Linked DNA regions of Mus musculus: region 2 is linked to region 1. Evidence: chromatin loops called from intact Hi-C (ENCODE). Cell type or tissue: left cerebral cortex. All regions are shown on one strand. Links, peaks and the distances in the headings refer to the core of each region. The heading gives the core; the rest is flanking DNA.

The links. Hi-C counts contacts between places; a loop is a spot of excess contacts. Peaks named below come from ENCODE experiments on the same cell type or tissue, not always from the same donor. Only the 100,000 strongest peaks of a DNase experiment are listed, where the experiment ranks them.
Region 2: it touches region 1 in a loop (2.2-fold over the local background); 8 of 42 quality-filtered maps call a loop at or near these places.

Annotation. Positions count from the first base shown.
Region 1 is chr17:44,437,022-44,448,809 of GRCm38, reverse strand. No RefSeq gene overlaps it. Among named protein-coding and RNA genes, the nearest start is that of Runx2os3, 120 kb to the left of the region's middle. In left cerebral cortex, for the core only: no CTCF peak of the experiment used is centred there; a DNase peak (open chromatin) is centred at 5,842.
Region 2 is chr17:44,268,799-44,280,586 of GRCm38, reverse strand. Clic5 (chloride intracellular channel 5) reads right to left here. Exons shown (of 6, transcript NM_172621.2): 5 at 9,915-10,096; 6 at 419-5,373. The coding sequence ends at 5,206. Among named protein-coding and RNA genes, the nearest start is that of Clic5, 86 kb to the right of the region's middle. In left cerebral cortex, for the core only: no CTCF peak of the experiment used is centred there; no DNase peak of the experiment used is centred there.

The DNA.
Region 1 (11,788 bases), core at 2,109-10,108:
TGACTGCTCTGTTCAGAGGTCCTAGAGACCATTTTAGACTGTGTGAAGTGCTCAGCAGATGTCTTAGCCACTGTTTTATTGCTGTAGAGAGACACTACAACCACCAAGGCACCTCTTACAGAAGAAAACATGTAATTGGGGGCTTGCTTTCATTATCATTATGGTGGGGAGCATGGCTGCAGGCAAGTACTGAGAGCTACAACCTGATCCAGAGGCAGCAGCTAGAGCAAGGAAACTGGGCTGGCATCAGCTTTTAAAACCTTAAAGCACCCTTAGTGACATAATTCCTCCAACAAGGCCACCCCTCCTAATCCTTCTCAAAAGGCATCACTCCCTGATGCCTAAGCATTCAAATATATGGGCCTATGGGGGGCATTTTGTTCAAACCACCACATTCCATTCTTTGGTCCACATAGGCATGTAACCATATTCTAATGAAAACTGCATTTGGTCCAACTTCAAAAGTCCCATAGCCTAGCAGTCTAGACACTGATTAAAAGTTCAAGATCTCTTCTGAGATTCATGGCAATCTCTTAAATATAATCCCCAATAAAATAAAAATTTACAGTAGATCACATACTTCCAACATACAATGGCACAAAATATATATTACCATTCCAAAAAGGGGGAGGAAAGGGGCATAGTGAGGAAATACTGGACCAAAGCAAGACCAAACTCTACATCTCCTCGTCTGATGTCAAAGTACTCTTCAGATCTCCAGCTCCTTTCATGGTTGTTGACCACAACAAACTTCTTTCTGTTGGTTTGGTTCCACCCCATGTTTCCCATACCTAACCTCAGCGGATTTCCTTAGGCATGGAGTGGGAGTTCAAACGTCCCTTTTCTATCTTTGACTTTAAACCAGAACCATGTGGCCAAACTGGTGCTTGATGGGGCTGGAATTGGCCCCCTTGTTTGTATTCAAACCACCACAGTAGGAAATAACCACCTTCTTCCTCAATACCACTCTCCAAAAAGATGCAGTCATCATTCATCCACATGTATAAATGAGCCTGCTGGATCCACAGGACTCTCCATGCCTTGTGGATCAAGCAAAAGGCAAGACCCAGTGTTTGTGCACTGGGGATATATGTAAAATATGTGGATGATCTCTGGTCATAAAGCAACACTGTGGTGGTGAATTAGACATGTCTGCATCAAGTTCACATTTTTTTATTGGTTATTTTATTTATTTACATTTCAAATGTTGTCCTTCCTATTTCCCCCTCCCCTTTGCCCCTATGAGGGTGCTCCCCCATTCCTGCCTCACCACTCTAGCATTCCCTTACACTGGAATAGTAAGCCTCCATAGGACCAAGGGCCTCTCCTCCCATTGATACTAGATATTTTTAAACACTGGGTGCCCTGTTGGTGTCCCTGTATGGGAGAAGTTATGGAACCTTAAGGAGGTGGAATCTTGCTAGAGGAAGTAAGTCACTTGGGGATGGCAGGAGTTGGGGGTGGTGGGTGGTGGGCATGTATGTGTCTTTGACCTAATTTCAGTCTAATCTCTTTGCTTCATGTTTGTGGTTAAAGCTTATGGGCATCTCATCTTGCTCTTGCTCCTGCCTTGCCCATCACTAAGTATGTTCCTGTAGACCCATAATCCCTTCATCCATAGGCATTTTTGGTCATGGTGCTGTATCATAACAGCAGGAAGTCAACTAACACAAACACAAGTTTAAAGTTAGATTTTACTAGGACCTTTGCATCCAAATGAAATCAGAGCTGTTAGGAGGATCCCCTGCCCATCTACCAAGTTGGGGCTCATGGCAGTGCTCACTGGGATAGAGGAGGGCAGAATTCTCACTGCCCCAGTTTTATCAACCTTCATATTGATTTTCCTCCATAAATTGATTATGCCTTGTTAATCAATCCATCTCCTAGAAAAAGATTCATGAAATTTTATTTGCAACTTTGAAATAAACATATATGACTTTCTACTATGAGGTGTGCATGTGTGTGTGTATGTGTGTGTGTATGATATATATGGCTTTATTGAAATGGCTTACAGACTGTGATTCAGCTAGTCCAACAATGGCTGTCTACCAAAGGTCCAAGCATTCAGCAGTTGTTCAATTAAAGCTGGATGTCTCAACTGGTCTTGACTCTAACATCAGTGAAGTAATGAAATTGTCATTGAGAGTGTGTGTGAGCCTGTGAAGGCCAGAGGACAGCCTCTGGTGTCATTCCTCAGGAACCGACCACCTTTGTCTTGAGACTGTCTCTCACAGGCCAGGGACTTTACCAAGTACTCTAGGCTAGCTGGCCAGTAAGCCCCAGAGACTCACCTTGTCTCTACTTCCCATCTTGCCATTGTATCTGGTTTGTTTTGTTTTTATGTAGATTCTGGGGATTGAAATCATGACTTGATATTTGCGAGGCAAGCACTTTATGAAAGTGGGATATGCCTTATAAATGTGACAAATAATTGGGTTAGAGGAGGTCATGAGGGTGGGGCTCTTGCAATGACATAGTGACCTTGCAAGAAGAGATAGCTCCCTTTCTCCTACCTACCATGTAAGAACCTGGAGAGAAGGTGACTGTTGACCAACCATGAAGAAGGTCTTCACTAGTGATCCAGAAGCTCTAGAACTGTGAGAAAATATGGTTCTGTTATTCCAGCTTCCCAGACTGTTGTACCATGCTACAGCAATCCAAGTTGGCTAAGGCTCTATACCCTTGGGGAATTTAGGAGATGAGAGGTAGAGAGACCAAAAGACAATGGAGATATATATGTAGGAAAACCTAACAACAGAAATGTAAATAAGCATTGGATAATCATATAACAGAATGCTTTGCATCAGTGAAAAGGAATAAAATCTCCCATGCTACTGACATAAACAAATGCTCTAATTTCTAGAGTAATGTGCGCAATATAAACCCATTCAGAATAACAGACAGCTTAATGGTTTATCATTACGAATCTATATATGTTTACACATACCTATTAAAGTTAGGAAGACAATAGCAAGGTTTAGAAAAAGTAATAAAATACAGGAGGAGGGGTTACCTTGAGGAAAGTGTGAAGAAAATAAGGTGTGTGAGGACACACAGGTTCACTCTGCATAGAGGCTGTGAGCTAGCCTTGGTGATAGGGCCGTGGTTTTGTTCTGTTACATTTTATACCATCTGTATAGTGTTGTGTATACTATTATGCGTGTATGTAAAACATTTTATCATTAGAAAAACAATTTAAGCAAGAAAGAAAACATAATAAAAGCATAGGTCTTGGAGGATGGCCAAGCTGGGCTCTGCTCCAGACTACGCTGCTTGCTGTATGAACAATGCTCTTCCCTTTGAGAATCATGGAACCCAGAGAATGGGAGTCTTAAGGCAAGCCTGGGAGCTGAGTAGTGGACAGCAGGTGTGTGGGATGTGGAGGTTATCAAAGGCAGCCCAGGGAGCTGTTCAGTGCTTCAAAGTGTCTTTAGAGATTCCCAGGTATGAAGTGTTTCCAGTCACAGTCTGGCCCAGGCTGTCTCGTCTTTGGAGGCTAGAACTCTTGGAGGCAAAAGCAAACAATGAACCAAAGAGGTAATGTGAATGTGGATACCCACACCTGGAAGGAGAGGAGAAGGTGGGAAGATCAGAAATCCAAGGGCTTGGGCCACATGGTGAGGGTCAGGTTAGCTCTGTCTGTCTGTCTGTCTCTGTGTCTGTCTCTATCTCTCTTTCTGTGTCTGTTTCTGTCTCAGTCTCTCTCATAACACACGCACGCGTGCGTGTGCACTCGCGCACACGCGCACACATGGTCAAACCAAGTAAACAAATAATTAATGAAAGGAGGGACTTACAAGCTATCAGTCATGGTGGAGACTCTCTGCACGATGATGAAGAGGACTTGAAACAACTCAGAGAACAAGCCCTACATGATGGACATCTAGGAAGGCCCACACCACTTTGAAGTGTTGTAAACTTTTGCAAAAAACTGGCTCAAAATTAGACAATAGGGAAAACCAGGGACACCTAAGATTCTGTTTGCTTGTTTGTTTATTTTTTAATTTGTGTAATTGAGTTAGAAATTAACAAGGAGATCTTGGAAGATGGCTCGGTGGGTAAAGTGCTTGGATTAAGGTTTAGATCCTAGCGCTTAGACAGATGCTGAGCACTGTGACATATGTCTGTAATCCACGCTGAGTGTATGCAAACAGACCCTGGGGCTTTGCTGTCCAGAAATGTCGAGTCCCAAGTTCAATATGAGACTTATTCTCTTGAGAAGAGGTTTCACATTGAACCTGGAGCTATGCTGGAAGCCAGTAAAACTGGGTAAGTCTCTCTAGACCCATCTCTAAGTGCTGGAGTTACAGGCGCACACATGATATCACCCGGCGTTTCATATGGGTTCTGGGGATTTGAACTCAGGTTCTCAAGCTTGTACCAAAAGCATCCTTACCCACTGAGTCTCCCAGCTCCCATCTTGATTTTTGTGACAAAGGCTCTTGCTGAGATCGGGAGCTTGCCACTCAGGCTAGGCTTTCAGCCTCAAACCTCAGGGACCTCTTGTTTCTGCATTTTTTTTTTCTGCTGGGGTTAGAAGTGCATGATTCCATACTTAGCTTTTAAAAGTATTTTTTTAAAATTTTTTTTGTATATCTTTATGCCTACAAGACTTTATGTGGAACATGTTTGTGCAGGTGCACAAGGAGTCCAGAGGGTATTTGATCCCCCTGATTGGGGTTACAGACAGTGGTGAATCATCCAGTGTGGGTGATGGGAATGAAACCTGGGTGCTCTGCAAGAGCAATAACCGTGCAGACACTTCTCCAGCACCACACTCGACTTGTGATGTAGGGCCAGGGGAGGACCTGGTGGATCGTGACGATGGGATGGAGTTCTGCAAGAAGTAAAGGGAGGTGTGGGGAAGGACATGTTTAGGAACATCACTAGGGCATGCCTGTCCTGCATCCTGTTACGTGCAGAGTCAGGTGAAGGACCACTGGCCCTCTGAACACAGAGCTCTGTGGCGCTCTATGGAGGTGAGGGGTGATGGGGCTGGGGGTAGTGAAGATTTGAGAGTGGGGATGTAACACGGATGGGAGTGGCTTGAAGCCTCACAGAGTAGCTGCTGCAGAGGAGGTGGAGGGGAAGAACGGGAGCGGACAGCCAACAGGCAGCCAGCGAAGAGGCTGCGGCTGCGGCTGTGGCTGCTCAGGCTAGGGCGATGAAAACATGACAAATGACTCCAGAGATGCTGCAGACGGATACTCAATGCTCTCTCCCCTGGAGGAATTTTCTGATTTCCACGGCGGGGGACACTATCTTAACCCAAAGGAATGAGACTGAAGACAGCTCTAGCTTGGATCACAATGAGCAGGCACAAGGGGAGTTTGAGGGTATAGGGTCTGAGGGGTCTTTGGGGGCTCTTTCTGGTGTTTAACTCTCTGTAACTGTATAAAAAAACAATCTAAAAGGCCAATAAAAACAATTTAAAATGTATGCCTATAATTTCAGCACTTGGGGAGCTGAGACAGGAGGATCACCTCCAATTTGAGGTCAGACTGGGTTATATAGTGAGTTCCAGGCCAGCCGGAGCTACAGAGTGAAATCTTGTCCTAACTCAATGAGACCAAAGGCTAGGGATGGAGTTTAGAGGGTAGAACACTTGTCTCCTGAGTTCCATCCTAGTGATAGATAAACCAGGGTTTGAAGTAGATGGATTCGACGTCCAAGGTCATCCTTGGCTCCACCAAAAGCTCAAGGACAACACAGCTGCATGAGACCGGGTCTTGAAAAGACAAAAAGAAAAGAAACAAAATAAACCATAAAGGCTGAGGAGATGTTTCATCTGGTAAAGCCCTTGCAGCATAAACCTGTGAGTTCAGATCGTGGGCGGGTGGTATGTAATCCTTGCACATAGTAGAGCAGAGACCAAATCCACAGAGCAAGCTGGCTGCCAGAGTAGCCAATACTGTGAGATCTGGACTCAGTGAGAAACCCTGCTTCAGTGAGAGATTGTGCTCCAATGTACAAGGCAGGGAGATACCTAGGAAGACAGTCAGAATCACCCTCAGGTCTCCATATGCACACATACATGAACATACGTATACATGCCACCACATACATACAGACACATGCACCTACTATTTAAACAAACAGACATGTGTGTATGTATATGTATACATTTAAGTATATATAAATATAAAAATAAAATATAAATATATATTTATATAAATATAAATGTGATACATATATATACACATACATATATATGTATATACATATGTATATATATATGTATATGTAATATACACATACTATATACATATATGTAAAATTTAATATTATACATACATACATACATACATACATACATGTATATATAGTTTGATCACATTTGTTAAAGAGATCTTTGCCACCCACGCTGTCCAGCTCAGACTATGCTGCGCTAAGGATCCGAAGCTTCACCCTGATGAATAGCGCACCAGTTGCTACCCTGGGCAGGGCCATTCCAGAGGCTGGAGCAGAGGCTGTCCTACAAGTCAGTCCTGGCTGGGAAGCTGTTGGGGTTACTGTGTGTGTGTGTGGGGGGGGGGGTTCTGTCTTGGATGCCACAGAGGAGAAGAAAGGGAGAGGCTAAGGATTAGAGAGAGCTTTGCACTTGAGGAAGCCCCCATTTCCACTTCCGGTCTAGGCTGGGGGATTCCTGTTGGGCCTTCTCTCTGACCCTAAGCGTCTTTCTCAGTGCTGGCCAGCTTGAATCAGCAGCACAGGTGCTTAGCATCGGTACTCACTCAGACAAGGTACTGACCTTTGTCTTGGTGAAGATGGAGTCATTTTCTACCTCCAAGGGCAGGACCACGTTCTTTCTCTGGTCTTTGGGGCAAGCTTCCCCGAGGCTCTTTTCTCGTTTGACTTCCTCGTTGTCTACACACAACAGTTACTAAGCATAGGGCTTTAGGACCCCAGGCTGCCTACTGGGGAGGCCGAGGCTGCAGGATCCAAAGTCGAAGCTCGGTGGGCAACTTGTGAAAGAGTGGCTGAAAATGAAAGAGACGGGCTGTTCTTCTGTGATGGTGGGGTGCCCAGCGTGTGCCAATGTACCAAGACTTGTGTGAGATTTCTAAGAGTGAAACAAAAACAAAACAGAGAAAGAGAAGGGGATGACGTTCGTCCGTAGAGAGCACTTTTTGCTCTTCCAAAGGACCTGCCAATGTAGCCAAGGTTGCTCCTGGAGAATCCAGCATCCTCTTTTAGTGGATCAAGTGGTGTCAGGGTTGCTCTCCTGGCATTCCCTTCTCAGATAAGTACAGAACTGGAGGTGACTCTAATGTGTGTGAGATGAGAAACAGTTGGCTACCAATTCATTGTCATCTAGAAAGACCCAGAAAGTCAGTGCTCAATATGACTTGTGTCTGGGCTTGACATATTATTTAAGTGAGATACTAATATGAAACACATTGGCTAACATCAAGAAGCAATTCTTGCTATAAGGAATGGGGTATAACCCCTGACGAGAAATTAATTTGACAGGTCTGAGGACCAGACAATACTTGCTGCAGGTCCAAGGTGGGGAACCAATATTTGAACGTGGGTCTCCCAGTTCCTTGTGTCCTACAGCTGGAGCTGGGTTCTAAGATTCTTGGCCTTAGATTCTGTCCAGGGATCCTCAAGATGTGGGTGGAAAGATTCTGACTTGCAAAGCAATATCTGAAGAAAGCTTTTGGTATATCCCTCTCTCTCCTTCTCTCACCCAAACTGGCCCCTCTTTCAAACCCCTCTGAATTCTGGATACCATGAACTCATGTTTCTCTTTACGAGGTCTTCAGCTGCCTGTTGTCTTGTCCCAGCAAGCACAGATGAGACAGAGAAATGCAGTGCTCTTTGGCATCTCCTTAGAGGAAACAGACGTGAAAAGGAAATCTTTGGTTAAAATGCTTGCAATGTTCCTTTAAAATACATGAGCACTTTCTAAGACAGCCATGATACTTGGCAGTCTGCGCTCCAGGCTCCAAGTTAAACAACAGTGTTAGTGAATTGAGGTAATTCATTCTATCAATCCACCCGAGTGTAAATGTATACAAGAGTGTGGCCGGGCAAAAAAAAAGAGTGTGGTCTGTGGACAGTGGAGAGATGTTTACTCGACTTGTTGGGCCTGGTCACCACGGTCTGTCCTCCCTTCCAGCTCTGCCGGGTGTTGCTCAGAACAGTCCCCTCTGCCTTGTGCAGACGTGGAAACTCTCACGCAGGGTAAACGAACTTCCAGCCAGGGCTTTCTGGTTCCCGGCTGAAGGATCAGTGTTCTGCCCGTGTTCTCTTTTTCCTCCCTGATGTTTGGGCAGTGGTTGATGGCATCAGCCTCCAGACACCATGGAAGGAAGAAGGGATGAACAGAGGCTAGAGTTGAGTACATCTTCAAGCCAACCACAAAACTATCTTCTAAAAAAGATGCTATCTGAAAATGGGGGGCATTTAGAAATGAAATGGACAGCATATGATATTCAGCCGCAATGGAACATATACATATCTTCCAGGCAAGTGAAGGCAGATAGAGGTAAAGCCATCTTCCCAAAGTTGCACAGACGACAGAGGCAGACCTGAGATTCACACCAGGGGCATTGGTGGGGGACTGGGTTGATGACTGGAGATGGCACAGTGGGGGATTTCAGCTCAAGGGGTCTGAGAGCTGACTCAGCAGTCTGACAGGTGTTTTCCCGCTCCAACCAATGAGGGTACTCTCCACGTCACATATGGAGGTGGGTCAGGGATGCCCCTTGGAAAACATGGCAAAGGAAGGACATGAAAGGAGGCATTGAGAGTGGAAGGGGAACAGAGGACCGGACGTGGATGGTCTTGTTCAGTTTATAATGGGTTTAATTTTTTCACTGCATTTATTTGTTTATTGTGTGTGTCTTTGTGTGTGCGTGTGTGTTTATAACACAGCTCTATGTAGAGGTCAGAGGACAACTCTGGGGAGTTGGTTCTCTTCTTCCACTCTGTGAGTCCCAAGCATAGAACTCAAGTAGCTAGGCTTGCAATGAGAAAGATTTGAACGATGCGCTTTGATGGTGTATGGTCATCCTGCCAGCTTTTGGATCAAGTCATCAGTCCACACTCAAAGAAACTGATACTTAAGAGAGACAAACAGTTTGCCTAAGGTACAAGACTCAAGTCCTACTCTCTGACTTCATGACTCAGGATCTGCTGAGGATTGCTTTATATTGAGAGCCTGTGGGCTTCTGGGGACATGGATACTGATTGTTGTGTCCTTTGAAATGCCATATTTTATTTAATTTTCAACCATCTGTAGCCTCAGAGGGACTTGAAGAAAGATAGCATGACAGTTGACCTTAACCGTCAACTTGATGGGACTTAGAATAACTAGGGACTCATGTCTCTGAGTGTGTCTATGGTTCCAGAATAATTTACATGAGGTGAAGAGACCCACCAAGATTGTGGGTGGTACCAACCCCTGGCTTGAACATCCCACACTGAACACATAGGAGGAGGCCAGCTGGGTGTCACATTCTTTGCTCTCTGGCTCTGCTTCCAGACTGTGAATACAGCATGACCAGCTGCTTCCCACTCCCATTGTCATGACTTTCTCTCCAGGGTGGACTGCACCCTCAAACTGTGAGCCTAAGGAAACCCTTTCTCCCTTCCTTGAGCACCTGCTGTTGGTTATTTTGTCCCAGCAGAGAGACAGGGAACTTATCAGAAAGGATTGTGTTTCCTCTTGACTTCAATGAAACCTAGTAGATAGAAAGGAGACTCAAAATGTAGGAGAAATGCAAATACCTGTTGAGTTTTCTGATGCGTCTAGAACCATCCTGGAGCAGAGGCAATCAAGTGGGATTCCTACAAGTGACTCCTCAGTGGTCACTTGGGATTTTCCACTGTCTCTTCCTTATGATGACCCTGTAAAGGAGCTAGGATGGACTGGAGAAGTCATCTGACACCCTTGTTTTAGTGCTTAGCAGATAATTCATTCCCTTACTGTGAAAATTCAGGTCAACTATCCTTCTCTGTATCTTCTCATAGTAGAAATCAGATAAACTAGATTTGGACAGCAAACTAGATTTACAAACTAGATTTATAGCAAATTAATGAGAGTCAAAGAGATGACTCAGCAGGTAAAAATGTCTGCTGCCTGCTCTCAGCCCTGACTACTCCAGTTTCTTCCCCCAAAATCTACAAAATCTACATGTGAGACAGAGAAAACCAACTCCTGGAAGTTGTGCTCTGATGTTCACCCCTGTGTTGTGGCATGCATCCACTTCCCCTACACACACACACACACACACACACACACACACACACAGAGTGGGGGGGGGGAGAGGGAGAGGGGAAGAGACGGAGAATCTTGAAAGCAAGTTCTTTAGGGAAACTGTGCCTCAGATTTCTGACTTGCCAAAAGCATGCTTGATTATTTTCATTTAAACATATATCTAGGATCTTTTTCTAGGTAATATACACTACATAAAGGTGCATAATTTTAACACACACACACACATACACACACACACACACACACACACACACACACACACACACACACACACACACACACAATTGCTTAGTTCCCCATCAACACAGTGGGTTTCCTTTCTATTTCAAATGTTCTTATAATACATACTCTTGGGCAGAATTAAAAGGACTTAGGCCAGTCAGTTTCTGACACATAAAGTCTTTACTTTCTGGAAGCCAAAACAACCTAGGAGTTGGTTATCCATCCCCCCACCCTGCTCCAAGCCAAGTTAAGTCTCTCTGTATCTTCCTCTCTCCAGCCTTCTACCTTTACTCTTTGGAAATGCCTGGGGCACGGGCGAGGGGATCAGTCTTCCGGTGACTCCTGTCTCTCAGTTGAGATAGAGCTGAAGATGTCATTTTGGCTGAAAGACCATCTCATGGCTTGCTGCAGAGATGCTGAGGGTGGTCCTGCAAGGAGGTGTCTGCTCTGCAGTCAAGCTCTGCAGTGCTGCTTGACGGTGGCTGCGCTCGCTGCCACATAATCCCCCAGCCCACAATCCTTTCATGTCTTTCAGGCACACCAGGACTCCAGTGTTTCTTCCTTTTCTCATCTGGGCCCTCAAGTGTTTAGCATCCTTCTCATTCTCCCAAACATTCAATTCTTTCCTTTAAAAAATTATAATAGGGATGGAGAGATGGCTTAGCAGTTAAGAGAACTACCTGCTCTTCCAGACAACCTCAGCTCAGTTCCCAGCACTCACACGGTGGCTTATGACCACATGTAACTCTAGCTCCAAGGGCTCCTGCACACATGGGGTGCATATGAACCCACAGAGGCACACACAAGTTATATTTATTAGTTGCCTGTGTGTGCATACGTTCATGCATGTGCATTGCACATATTCTATGGCATATATGGAGGCCAGAGCACAACATGTAAGAGTTGGTTCTTTCCTTCCACTATATGGGACCCAGGGATCAAACTTAGGTCATCAGGTTTGGTGGCAAGCAAGCAAACACCTTTAATTATCCAGCCATCTCACTTGGACCCTACCTCCAATTTTTAATTACCCCTTATTAACTTTTTGGAAAACCCCTCTGCACATCTGTGGGGCCTGGCTTAGTAACAGAAGTCTCTATTAAACTTGTGGCGTTAACCAGTACACTAGAGACAGTATGATTTGAGTGAGCAAGACAAGCAATAGGAATGTTTAAAAGTCATTAACACATCAAGAATTCAACAATCACCTTTCAAGATTGTACAGATAGTCAGGGACTCAGGTTCAATTTGGACTCCCTGTTGATCACCGTCATTGTTAGGGCAATATCTGGTCTTTGAACAATAGGCCCTGATCATCCCCCTCAGGTTTTGTTCCCC
Region 2 (11,788 bases), core at 1,567-9,566, 170 kb after region 1:
ACTTCCTGCTTCTTCCTTCCTATTCCCTTTTTTCCTTTTCCATTCTGCTTTCCTCTTTCCCTTTCTTTGTCCCATCTCCCTTCCTCCCTTTTTCTTGCTCTCTTTCTCCCTCTTTGTCTGTCTCTGTCTCTCTGTCTCTATCCCTCTGTCTGTCTCTGTCTCTCTCTCTCTTTCGATTTTTTTCTTTCTATTCTGAGGATCAAACCTATGACATGTTACACAACTCTAACACAGAACCACACTCCCGTCAAACCTTTATATTTGTTTTTTGTTTTGATTTTAAGGAAATGGCCCTATTTTGTGTGAAACTAAATAAGCTTTATTTGAAAAGGAGAGAGGTTTTTTTAAAATATATATATTGTCATCTAAAACAGCAAAACCATCACCCCCAAAGAAGCCCAGTGATCTCTTTTGTAATATTTGAAAATAAACCAACTTTATTTGAATCAGTCAATACCAATCAAGACCAGGAAATGCATTTACAGCTGGCTCAAGGATAAGTAGAAAACACTTGACTTGGTATGTAGTCAAAGGCGTGGTACATTGAGTAAGGCTTGAAAGCAAGGTCTGTTCTCACCCAAGCTAAAGGTCTCAAAAAATATGTTACCATCATTTGGAGTGTCCCTACATACAATGTATTAGAATTGCCAATCAGTTAACTCCTCAGCTTATAAAATAAAATTAAAAAAAAAAACTAGGTGACTTGGGTGGAGGGGGGAGAAATTCAAGTATCAGCTGAATATTTTACTTGTTTTGAGACAGGGTCTCAGACCAGCCTCCAGTTTGCTATGCAGCTGACCTTGGTCTTCCTGACTTCAGCTCCCTTGTGCTGGAATTACCAGTGTTTGCTACCATGCTTGGTTGATGCAGTGCTAGAGATCTGACCCAGGGTTTCACGTATGTTAAGCAAACACTCTATAACCAAGCTTGATCCTACCCTTCTATCTCCTATAAATATATTCACAGTTGATGTTGTGACATCTCTAGCTATATACAAAAATACCATGTCTTCAAAACTGTTTTTACCAAACACTAGATTGATTTTATTGAAAGTACGGTTTAAGTCAAACCTTATATTGGAATAACATTTTCTTTATTTTTGCTGGTGCATGTGGTGATAATGAACAATAGATCTATATCCTGAAACAACATTAAATAAGATTGGGCAGTTTGATTTATACTCATTCATAATAATGAGATGAATGTAGCTTGCAGCAAGGCTGGGAGGGAAATATTGGTAGAGGGAAAATAAAATACACTTATAATTCAGGCACAAGCTGTTAGTTTGAATGATAAAGAGCAGTGGATACAAAGTCATTGGCTTATTTGTAGAAGGGCCCCAAGGCCAAAGACAAGATCACAAATCTTCTCCCAACACCAGAGTCTGAGGCCTCATGAGCACACTTCTTTCCTTCACCCTTTCTAAAGGTTCTTTGTAATATCATATATAGATATAATGTATATGAATATGGATGATAGAAACATGTAGATCTCAAAAGGTTATCCTTGAGAATCACTGAATTTAGTTTCAATCATGAGTTAGTGTTTCATGTTTCCCAGCAAAGCCACATTAGTATCCTGCCTCATCTTGCAGCTGAGCTAACTCCTAGACCATGGAAGAATGGACAGAAACCCCAGAAGTACCTACCGACCAGACACCTACTGCTTCTAGAAGGATTTGATTGTAGATGCAAACTCTTTTAGCGATGGTGAACTTTTATTAGATGGACACACGGCTTCTGCCTTGACTTCCCTCATAATACAATTTACCTGGGCCTGGAAGGTCCCCAGAACTTGTCAACAGCAACGTCTCTCTGTGCCAGGCATGTTTCATTCCATGATGGTTCTAACCTGCTTAGGACTACCTGTCTGCAGAATGTCCACCCCTCTAGTCACTGTTCTTGTTTCACCTCATAAGAACCTCACAAGAAGGTACCAGCAGGTTCTGCCCCAAACTTCACTTTTGGAACAGTTTGGTTTTGAAGAAAAAAAAAGAGAGCCTATTTGTTCCCACCAACACTAGAGGGGACCAGTGGGGACATTGCCACCTACCAGGAAGCTAGAACTAGTTTGGGATCGACTGCCTAAATAAACTGAGTGACCATTTCCTACTTTGCAACTGATTTGTTTGGTTCCAGTAGGCTACCTAGACCCCTCATTTAAACTGTGAGATAGACACATGACTGTGATCCTGAACTTACCAGGACATTTTCTTTTTTTTCAGGAGAATATGAAATTATATTTCTAAACAAGCAAACAATTCACTTTCTATCTTATTGTGGATAGTTAATAACATCTTCTCTCTGGATCAACCTAAGAATGTCTTCTGTCTGGATCAACCTAAGAAGTGGGCAGTTTTAAATAGGTAGGTACACTCAGCTCAGTAATTTTGAGTCAGACCCCGTCTGTCTGTCTTGCTTTGCACTTAACGTTTCATACATACAAGATTGTCATGTGACAATCCAAGGTGAGAAAAGAATACACAATAGCTCTGTCAACATAGCTTCCTTTTCTCTGACATCCAAATGCTTCCTGGGGGACTGGCATTTACCGGAATAGCTCTTATCCAGAATTTCTGCAGGTAGAGTCCACACTACAAACCCTTCCACATGGTCTGAGCTGGGACTTGGAACCTCAACACAGGGTGACTGCAGATGGTAAACCATATACATATCAAGGTTAAGACCAAGGTCCAAAGAAACTAGAGCCTCCAGAGAAAACTCTCCTTGGAGGGGGTGGGGTAGGTAATCATCATTGACTTTATTGCTATTTTTTTTACATACTATGATAATTGTGTCCTAAGACATTGGTTAGTCTCATTATAGTTATTTGATAACATTAAAGTTACATCTGCATTAAAGTACTGAGGAAAGCCTCCCATTTACAATCGTGCCTCTCTTTAAAGGGGTTCTGATTGATCCTATAGCATCCAACATTGCCTAAATATTGTGATGTATGTGAAACTAACTCAACCATAGGAGAACCGTCTAGAAACAACATCGACTCGGCTTGGGAAGTTTGTTTTTAAAAGACATGCCGATTGCTGGGCTCAGAGCATCACATGAGGAAAATTCTTCCCCTTCCTCTGAGGCCCCTCAGCATGCACGCTAGTCTTCATATCTTTAACACCAGCCCACCTTTGGAAAATAGGGGTGTGAGCTGCGTGAGTTCACCCTGCCTGCTTGTAAATTCTAGGAAGGATCCCGGAGAACAGCATGGTTTTCTTTTAATTAAACGGCCTTCCGGATGGTTCCGGAAGTTCTGCTTCCCCGAGAGGCCCATTGAGGGCTCTTCCCTGAAGAAAAAAGTGCTGTTCCCTCAGCAGTGCTACACTTTTAAACATCCCCAGGGGTAGCTTATGGAGAGCCCGTGGAAAGGTTCCTGTAGCGATGGAAATGAATCGGCTCATTTTGCCTCTTCAAAGCCCCTTCAGGTTTATAAACTTCTAGCAGGCAGAGTCCTCTTCCCCAGTGGGCTAGGGAGACCTCCTGCTTCCTCCCTCCTTGGATCAATGGTCACTCTTTGCTTTGGAGATCCCTAGAGGCAGGAGGGCTCAGTGACTGCTTGGGTTAAACCATGTTGTATTTCTATGGAAAGGATCTGTGCTGCTCCACCCTCCCGAGCAATGAGCCAAGACCAGGGCCTTACCGGCCCTCAGGAGCCTCGCCTCCACTGTCAGTGACACAGAAGCGGGATTGTTGGAGTTGAGGTCCTGGTGATGGATTTCTTCTAGGCACTCACTAGCTCACTGGTAGAGGAAGAGCTAATGAGTGATTGATTTGTCATAGTTCCTAATCAGCCTAGGTTCTCATGGTCACACCCTGTGAGAGTTGTAGGTAAAACTCAAGGAGAATTACTAAAGAGAGAAATATTAGTTTATAAAGAAATTTTTAAAAAGTTTTCTCTTCCTTGAAAATCTGATAGATGAGCCTGCTGACAGGAAAATGAACCCAAGCCCAAGGCAGTCCATAATTTCCAAATTCAAGTTGTGGCTTCCCAGTCAGAAAGACCCATGGGCTTTCTTCCTAAGGTAGCCCACGATCACACCATTCATTAATAGACTTTCTCTTTCATCAGAGGCTGAGGCTGAAGAAACTGGGAGCCAGGGCACAGGCAGGTGGCAACCCACATCTGCAAGTGACTATGAAGAGCCTGGAAGACATTTTTGGCTGATGTTGGAGTCTGCTCTACAGTTGGTAGGGGTGCCGTAACACCAATCCAAGATTTAGATAATGAGAGAGAAGACTGCTCTAAAAGTTTTCTAGGCTATGTCAAACTCAAATAGAACTTTATTTCCTCCCATCCCTCCACTTCCTTCGCTTGCTCAAACCCAAAGCTACCCACTGAAGAACACAGTCACACACACACACACACACACACACACACACACACACACACACACACACTCTCATGTGATCTCCAGTGGACGACTACTCTTCAGCCAGTGACCCCTGTGGCTGTAGACCCTGTTTGGGCCTTTTGGCATCAATATTGCTTCCCAGAAGTCTCTCCCTATCTGGGTCACCTTGGTTTAGAGTTATAAATCGACTGCCTTTGTGGCAAAATGGAGACAGGAGGAAAACTTGGGTCAGTGCTGGCCAGGATGTAATCATATTGCACCAGAAAACTGGGGTATATTGTGTGTTGGGGGTGTCTCCATCTGGCCCACTGTCAGAAATAGTGAGCATCTGGAACTGTTTTGCTAGAGCCACACCCAGCTGAGTCCCCCCAACCACTGTCTCCCCAATCAAGGCATAGATCTCTCCCTGACGATGATGTATCTGTCCATCACCTTGCATTTGCTGAGGAACGAGGGGAGAGAGAAGCTGGCATTTCAAGTTGTTAGCGCATCTGAGAAAGCATTATGATATTGGCAGAAGGGAACGGTGACAATCCCATGAGAGCTCTGCAAACTGACCCCAGATTCACTGACCCCAGATACACTGACCCTAGATCAGACCAGCAGGTGGAAAAAAAATCTGCCACCGTGTCCTCTGCTTGCCAGGCTCCTGCAGGGCAAGGCAGAAGGATGGCACTGATCTTAGAAGGTAGAAGGCTGGAGTTGAGTTCAGGGGTGCCAGTAAGATGTGGCCTAATTTTTTTTTATGTTTCCCCAAGGCAATGGGGAAGAAGAGTCTGTAGAGCTGAAAGCCATTGGGAGAAGTAGAATTCTTCTGCAGCAGAAATTGGGCCAGACAGCCAAGCTCACGATCGGCTGAGGCGCCTGGCGACATCTGCGTAGGCCAACTCGATCTCACTGTCAGCTGCACAGGTGTTGGTGAACTCGTCCCGTGCATAGGCATTCTTGAGGTATCGCCACAAGCCTGTCATCTCAGCTGGGATGTCATAGTTTCGGTACTTCTTAGCCACAATCTAAGCAAAGATGACAAGAAAATGATGGCATGAAGGCAGGAAACAAAACATTAGGAGGTGTTGGGACCATGGTTTCATGGGTGGCTGTGCATATCAGGTATGTTTGCATACAGCATGGCCAAGAGAAGCTGGGTAGAAAGACTAGCCATATCTGCAAGCTCCCAGGGTCTTGCAAACAAGAGGTCCTTGCTCTTGCTTTAAGGCTGTGTCAATATCAGTACATTCTTCATATATTTTTTTAACAAAGGACCTCTTATTCACTGCTCCCTGGGACCTGCCCATTAGTCTTTCCTGTAGCCCTCAGGGTCATGCAGGGGCAGCAGAGAGCAGAATCTCTCCCAGGGTTCTGCTTCTAACTTTCTCTGTTTTCTCTTGGGGGTGGCAGAGGGCACCAAACCATGGGGTCTGATATTTTCCTGCTCAGGGACCCCCAGCTCAGCCACGCAAGGATTTCTTCCTTGCTGTATGGGTCATGAGGAGTCCACAGGAAATGATGCCAAGAAGACAATGACAGTCTGCTGCATGAAAAGCCATTAGGAGGACACCTTTCTTCCCATCTCTCATTCCAGTTCTGAGCTTCTGGTACAACAACAGGACACATTCTGTCCTGAGTCAAAAGGATGACAACCACATCCTTTTCTCCTCCCCAGGTTGTGAGGAACAGTAGGACAGGGAGGGAGCACAGCCTTGGCCTTTCTAGACCCTTCCCTAATGTTAACGACTATGTAGACTGTGGCAACTGACAACACTGGCCCAACTGACAACACTGGGTGCTGTGTTAAGCTACCTAGAACTGGGTGCAAAGCTACCTAAATCTCTAAAGAATCCTGCAAGGCTTGTGTCCCTAATGTACAGATGAGAAAGGTGAGGCACAGACATTCAATAATAATGTTTTGATAAACAGTTGAATCTAAGTTTTGGTATCTTCAGTTATCCCAGTATCAGAAAAGGTGCATATAGATATATATAACGAAACTTCCCACCCAACCCCTCTCCCTGTGTGTGCATCAAAATTACAGTTACGAAGTAGCAATGAAAATAATTCTATGGTTGGGGGTCACACAAGATGAGGAAGTGCATTAAAGGGTCATAGCATTAGGAAGGTGAGGAGCCACTGAGGATTATAGGGACTATCGTGAGATGCCTACCCACTGAGTAATTAGGAACATTACTTACAGCTTCTGCTCTCCCCTCACTCTCCTTCCCACACAGCCCTGTGCAGATGATGAAAAGCCACTGCAACTCAGATGCCACCAGATCCCAACTGCCAGCTATTAACCTGTGACTTCTACTGCCCACACTCACAGAAGGATACCCTGGTGCTCTGACATCTGGAGAGACCCAAGAAACTGCCTCGGTTTCAAAGTTCCTCTGACTTTGTCCTGCTTCTCTGTGCCAATTCAGATAGACAAGAATTGCCTCCTATAGCACCTGAAAATGTCATTGTCTGTGGCGGAAAGGGAAACTGGCCCCTACACACACCTGCCCAGGGTTTCATTGGGTGTTTGATATTAATGCAAACTCAAAAAAGTTATCATCTTACAGGGGTTCTCTGTCCTTATGCCCATTCTCCCTCTAATAGTGATTGAGGTACCTTCAAAATTGTTGCATTACCATCTCTCTTCCCTTTGAGAAAGGGCAGATGAACCTCAACTACTCCAGTCTCTGGTCTCAGGTTTTACGGATGGCCACATGTTCTTGTGTAGAAAGCAATCTGTGATTCCCCCCCCTCTCCTCCATAGAATCTCTCCATTGCTAGAAAATGACTCAAAACCTATGCTCATCTCCACATCTATCCCCAATTTGTTGTCTGTCTGTCTGTCTGTCTGTTTGTTTTTGTGACATTGGGGTTGTGAACACTCTACTTGTGCCTCACCAGGAAAGTTTGTCTGGCTCTGAAGAAAAGTTACTATTACCTTGCAGCAAGGCTAAATGTCAGGGCAGGAGGCATATACCCTTTCCAGTTAGTCTGTAGTTTATCTCTATAGCAGCCATCGAAGCATGTCTGTTATTTTGCCCACACACCTACAACTACAATGTGCCAGCCCAGAAAGAACAGGACACAGCAGGGACTCGGCTGCAAACATCAGCTCCCCATACAGCCAACTATCCATCTCACCTCAGCAGGCCGGGTTTCATCTCTGCTGGACCCACACCTGCAGGGCTCCATGTTAACAAATCTCTGGAATTCCAGAATGCTTCCTTGGGAAAGTAGCCACCTTAGAAAGTGGGAACCTCCAGGAGCATCTGTTTTTCCCAGTGTTCAAGATTTAGAACTTCTTGATACGAGATTATTCTCTTCTGATGATGAGTACCAAAGAAGCCACCCACAATGTTCTATCCTCCTGTATGAGTGTGACCGGCTTGAATCAACACAAACCACTAGTTGTCCTAAGACCTCCCTCTGGACACTGTACTAGGAGGGCCTTGCAGTTTGACCAGGGGTCTTTGAGAAGGGATTGTCTTGGCTCAGAACAAATCTAGGCAACTATAATGATCTGATCCAAGGAACTAGCTGGAGTTACCGAGGTGGAATAAAAAATGGAGCACAGTAAAGTGAGCAGATCTACTAAGAGATAGTGTGCAAAGCTCGACATGATGGCATGGACTGCTAATCCAAATACTCAAGAGATACCAGCTGGAGGACCTCAAATTTGAGCACAACAATATTTAGACCTTGTGTCAACTGATCTCAAAGAAACAGGGGCTGGGGCTGATATTTTACACTGATAAACTCATATTTTGTTAATGCTAGCAATTTAATTTGGGGTTTCCTTTTCTTGTTTATTCATTTGCTTCCTTGTCTTTTGTAGAGCCGAGTTTCCAGCTTAGTGCTAAGTAAGAACTGTACTGGTTAGTTTTTGTCAACTTTACTAACTAGAGTCATCTGGGAGAAGGCACTGTGTCAGGTTGCCCTGTGGATATGTCTTTGGGATCATTCTCTTGATTGTTAATTGATATAAGAGAGCCCAGCCCATTGTGGGTGGTACCATTCCTAGGCAAGTAGGTCTGGGCCATACAACAAAGGTCAAGAACAAGCCGAGGGGAGCAAGCCAGTAAGAAGCATTCCCCCTTGGTCCCTGATTCAGTTCCAGCCTCTAGGTTCCTGCCTTGAGTTCCCTCCATGACAGACTGGGACGTGAAAGCTCCAGGCTGCTCTTGGCCATTTTTTTTTTTTATCAGAGCAACAGAAAAGCAAACTAGAATATGTGTTCTGGGTTATCTTTATTAGCTTGAAAACAGCAGACATGGGATTAAAGAATCCATATTTGCATTTAAATGTGGATCTTTCTTCTAAGTTCCCTCACAGAGGAAATGGCCACTATACTGAGCCAGCAAAAGACCATCCAGGGACCAGGCTCTCAGTGAAGTGTGAGCCATAGCCACTCAGCATCCTGGAATGGGGATAGATAAGAAGGAAGACAGGTAGGATCGAGGGTGCACTGAGCTCTGATATTCAGAAGAACTTGCATATTCATGCTCTGAATCTTCTGTGTCATATGAAAGCAGTTAGCTCCTATAGCCTGGATTATATTTTGCATCTGAGGCCAAACTGCCTTGGCTTCCTTTCATGCTCTCTGCACTGCAGAGGTTTGCCAGGTCGCCGAATCTGATAAGCTGGATCAGCAGAAATCCAAGGAGACAGGAGTCCAGGCTCAGCCTTTGCTCCTTCTCAGGAGATCCTCTCTTTGATCACCAGCATCCCAGAACTAGAAACCTGCTAAACTGTCTCCAAGAACAAGGGGTTAACTTAGTCATTTAGGGCTAGAAGGAGCCAAGACATTCAGAGAATGAGGTAGACCCTGTGAGTGTCTTCTGTTTGCCTACTTTGACAAAGGATGCTTAAGTGAGCTGCCCATACATGTTGAAGTAGAAAAGAGAGAAAGAAGGAAAAGAAAGCAGGGGGAGGGAGTTGATCCACACCTCTTCTTTTATGCATAAGAATAATGAAATCCTAAAAGATCAAATGGCTCGTCCTAGTCTGCCCAGCTAGTTGGTGGCAAACGATGAATTAGAACTTGGGTCTTCTGATCTTTCTGTTATATCACTATGACACTGTGTGACTGAGCAGGTATCATGCATCCCCAGTGGTTCTGCCTATTCCTCAGGGAAAGAAGAAGAAAGCACAATTTGGTGGGTGGGGCCTGCAATAATTAATAACTTCAAAGTGACGTACTTGGCTGGACCTACAAGAGATCTTTAGCTTGGCCCTGAGCCCAAAATATCTTCATAGTCAAGTATTGCATTGGCCTGCCCTAGAAGCAAGTGATTCTCTCCCCAGTTTTAACCCAGGGCAGTTGGACACTTATGCATAGATGTTCAGCTAAGTGGCCTTACCTCAAAGTGGTGTGTGCTCTGATTGGAGGAACATCTATGTGGCTAGCTCAGTACTAAAGCTGGAAGTAATAAATCTACCCTGCTGCTGAGCAATGGGTTAGCCTTATCCTCAGTGAAGGGTAGAAAAAGCATGAGTGTCCTAAAAGACACATAGTAGCTGTCCAGATTCCTCATAAACAAATGTTATTAAAAGGTTATCTTACCTTGACCACATGCAGCTTGGGCAGCAGATTGCAGTCGGCCAGGGTCAGCTCATCCCCATCCAGGAACTTGCGCTGGGACCCCTTCTCGTCCCCGTGGGTGTTGGTGTCAATCTCCTCTGGCAGAGGGCTGTTTAGGTAGTCATCCAGCTTCCTCAGCGCCTTTGTCAAGCCTCTCTCAAGGGCTGGCAAGGAAGAGCAAAAGAAGGGTCAGCTTTCTTCTTACCAAAAACATTCATGGACACTTCGAAGTAGACTATGCTGAGTCGCTTCTCGTCATTGCTCTGCCATTTCGACACATACAATTGGACTCCTGGTGGTTAATAGCATGATTGTATACCGGACACAAACCCTGGACCTGGAGCGATGTCTCAGGGAAGTTGCTGCTATACCAACAACTGGGATCTGTTTCCCAACACGCACATCAGGCAACTCATGGCCACCTGTAACTCTGGGTCTAGGGAATCTAACTTCCTCTTTTGGCCTCTGTAACCTCAAAGAAACAATACCTAAAGGATGATGAAGTGGCAGAAGACCTTTATAGTCTTGTCCTGATCAATTAGCAAATAATTCATTTAAACCCACAGAAGCAGAGACCCTCTTAGTCACAGAGGGGTGACATGGAAATTTTACACCTGAATCCTCAGGGTAGTTGTAGAATAGATGCATGGCTGGTCATTAATGTACCTGTGATGTACCTGTGACATCATCCCTGCTCCTCAACCCCACCAAGACTGATATACAATATGCTCCTGAGCTCACAGGAGTCCCAGCTGCTCCATGTGGCAGCAAATACAAGAGGGACATTGGCACCCCAAGAAGCTGGGAGGCCTGTTATCCTTCTCCTGAATTCCCAGATGTGTCTTCCATTAATTAGCCACTCCCACATAACCCACTTTTGTCTCTGCATAGGAGATCTTTTGTTTGAGACAATGGAGGGACCCCAGTCTGAGACAATGCCACTGAACACTTCCTGGAAAGTTTGGAAACCTGCTAGAGGCTTTCTCAATACTTCCTTCTCCCTGGTGTGGCATTTGAACTCCTCTTCATCATCTGCTTTGTGTTTCCAGTTTGGGAGAACAGAGTAAGAAGGGCTGGGAAAAATGCTTGAATTCCCTTCAGTGATTGTCTAGACTGTGATGGGATTACCAGACTATTCAAGGGCTAAAACAGAGGGTGGATACTAGACAATACTTATTATGCTTTTCTCCCCAATGTGATCGCATTTCAGGCTGGGTTTGTTTGCTTACTTAAATCCCTTTAGCCCTTTCAGGGATATAGTGGGGCAAAAAACCAATCACAGTGGGAACAGGAAAAATATAACACAATATTTTAGGTTCATCTCTGTTGTCCTGCTAAAATATAGTGATAGAAGGCAATAGAGGTGAGGAATTGCTGATCATCTTTGCAGGGAGGTCACAGAGGCAAGAAGAGCCCGAAACAACTGGTCATATCACATCCACAGTCATGAGCAGAGAGAAACAAATATTCCCTCTGCCTAGGGAATGGTGCCACCCACAGTAGACTAGATCTTTTCATATCAATAATCAGTATAATTCCTGGTCAACCTGATCGAAGTAAATCCTAAGCTGAAACTCTCTTCCTAGGCAAATGCAAGTTGGCATTTTTAAAAATGACAATTACACAGCGTATACTTGTTAAAATTTGGTCAATTGCATTGTCCAAGGGATGCGAAGGAATACACAAAGGGAAAGAAGACATTTCAAGTCCTAACTTCAAACAACTCTTTGGAGACCTGGAAGACCAAAGATATTGGACAAAGAGGCTTGAGGCAATGATGGAGACCTTAGAAGACTAGGTCTGGAGAGATTTCAACTGTCCATCAAACAAGCTCTAGAAATGGAAGGGCTAAAGTT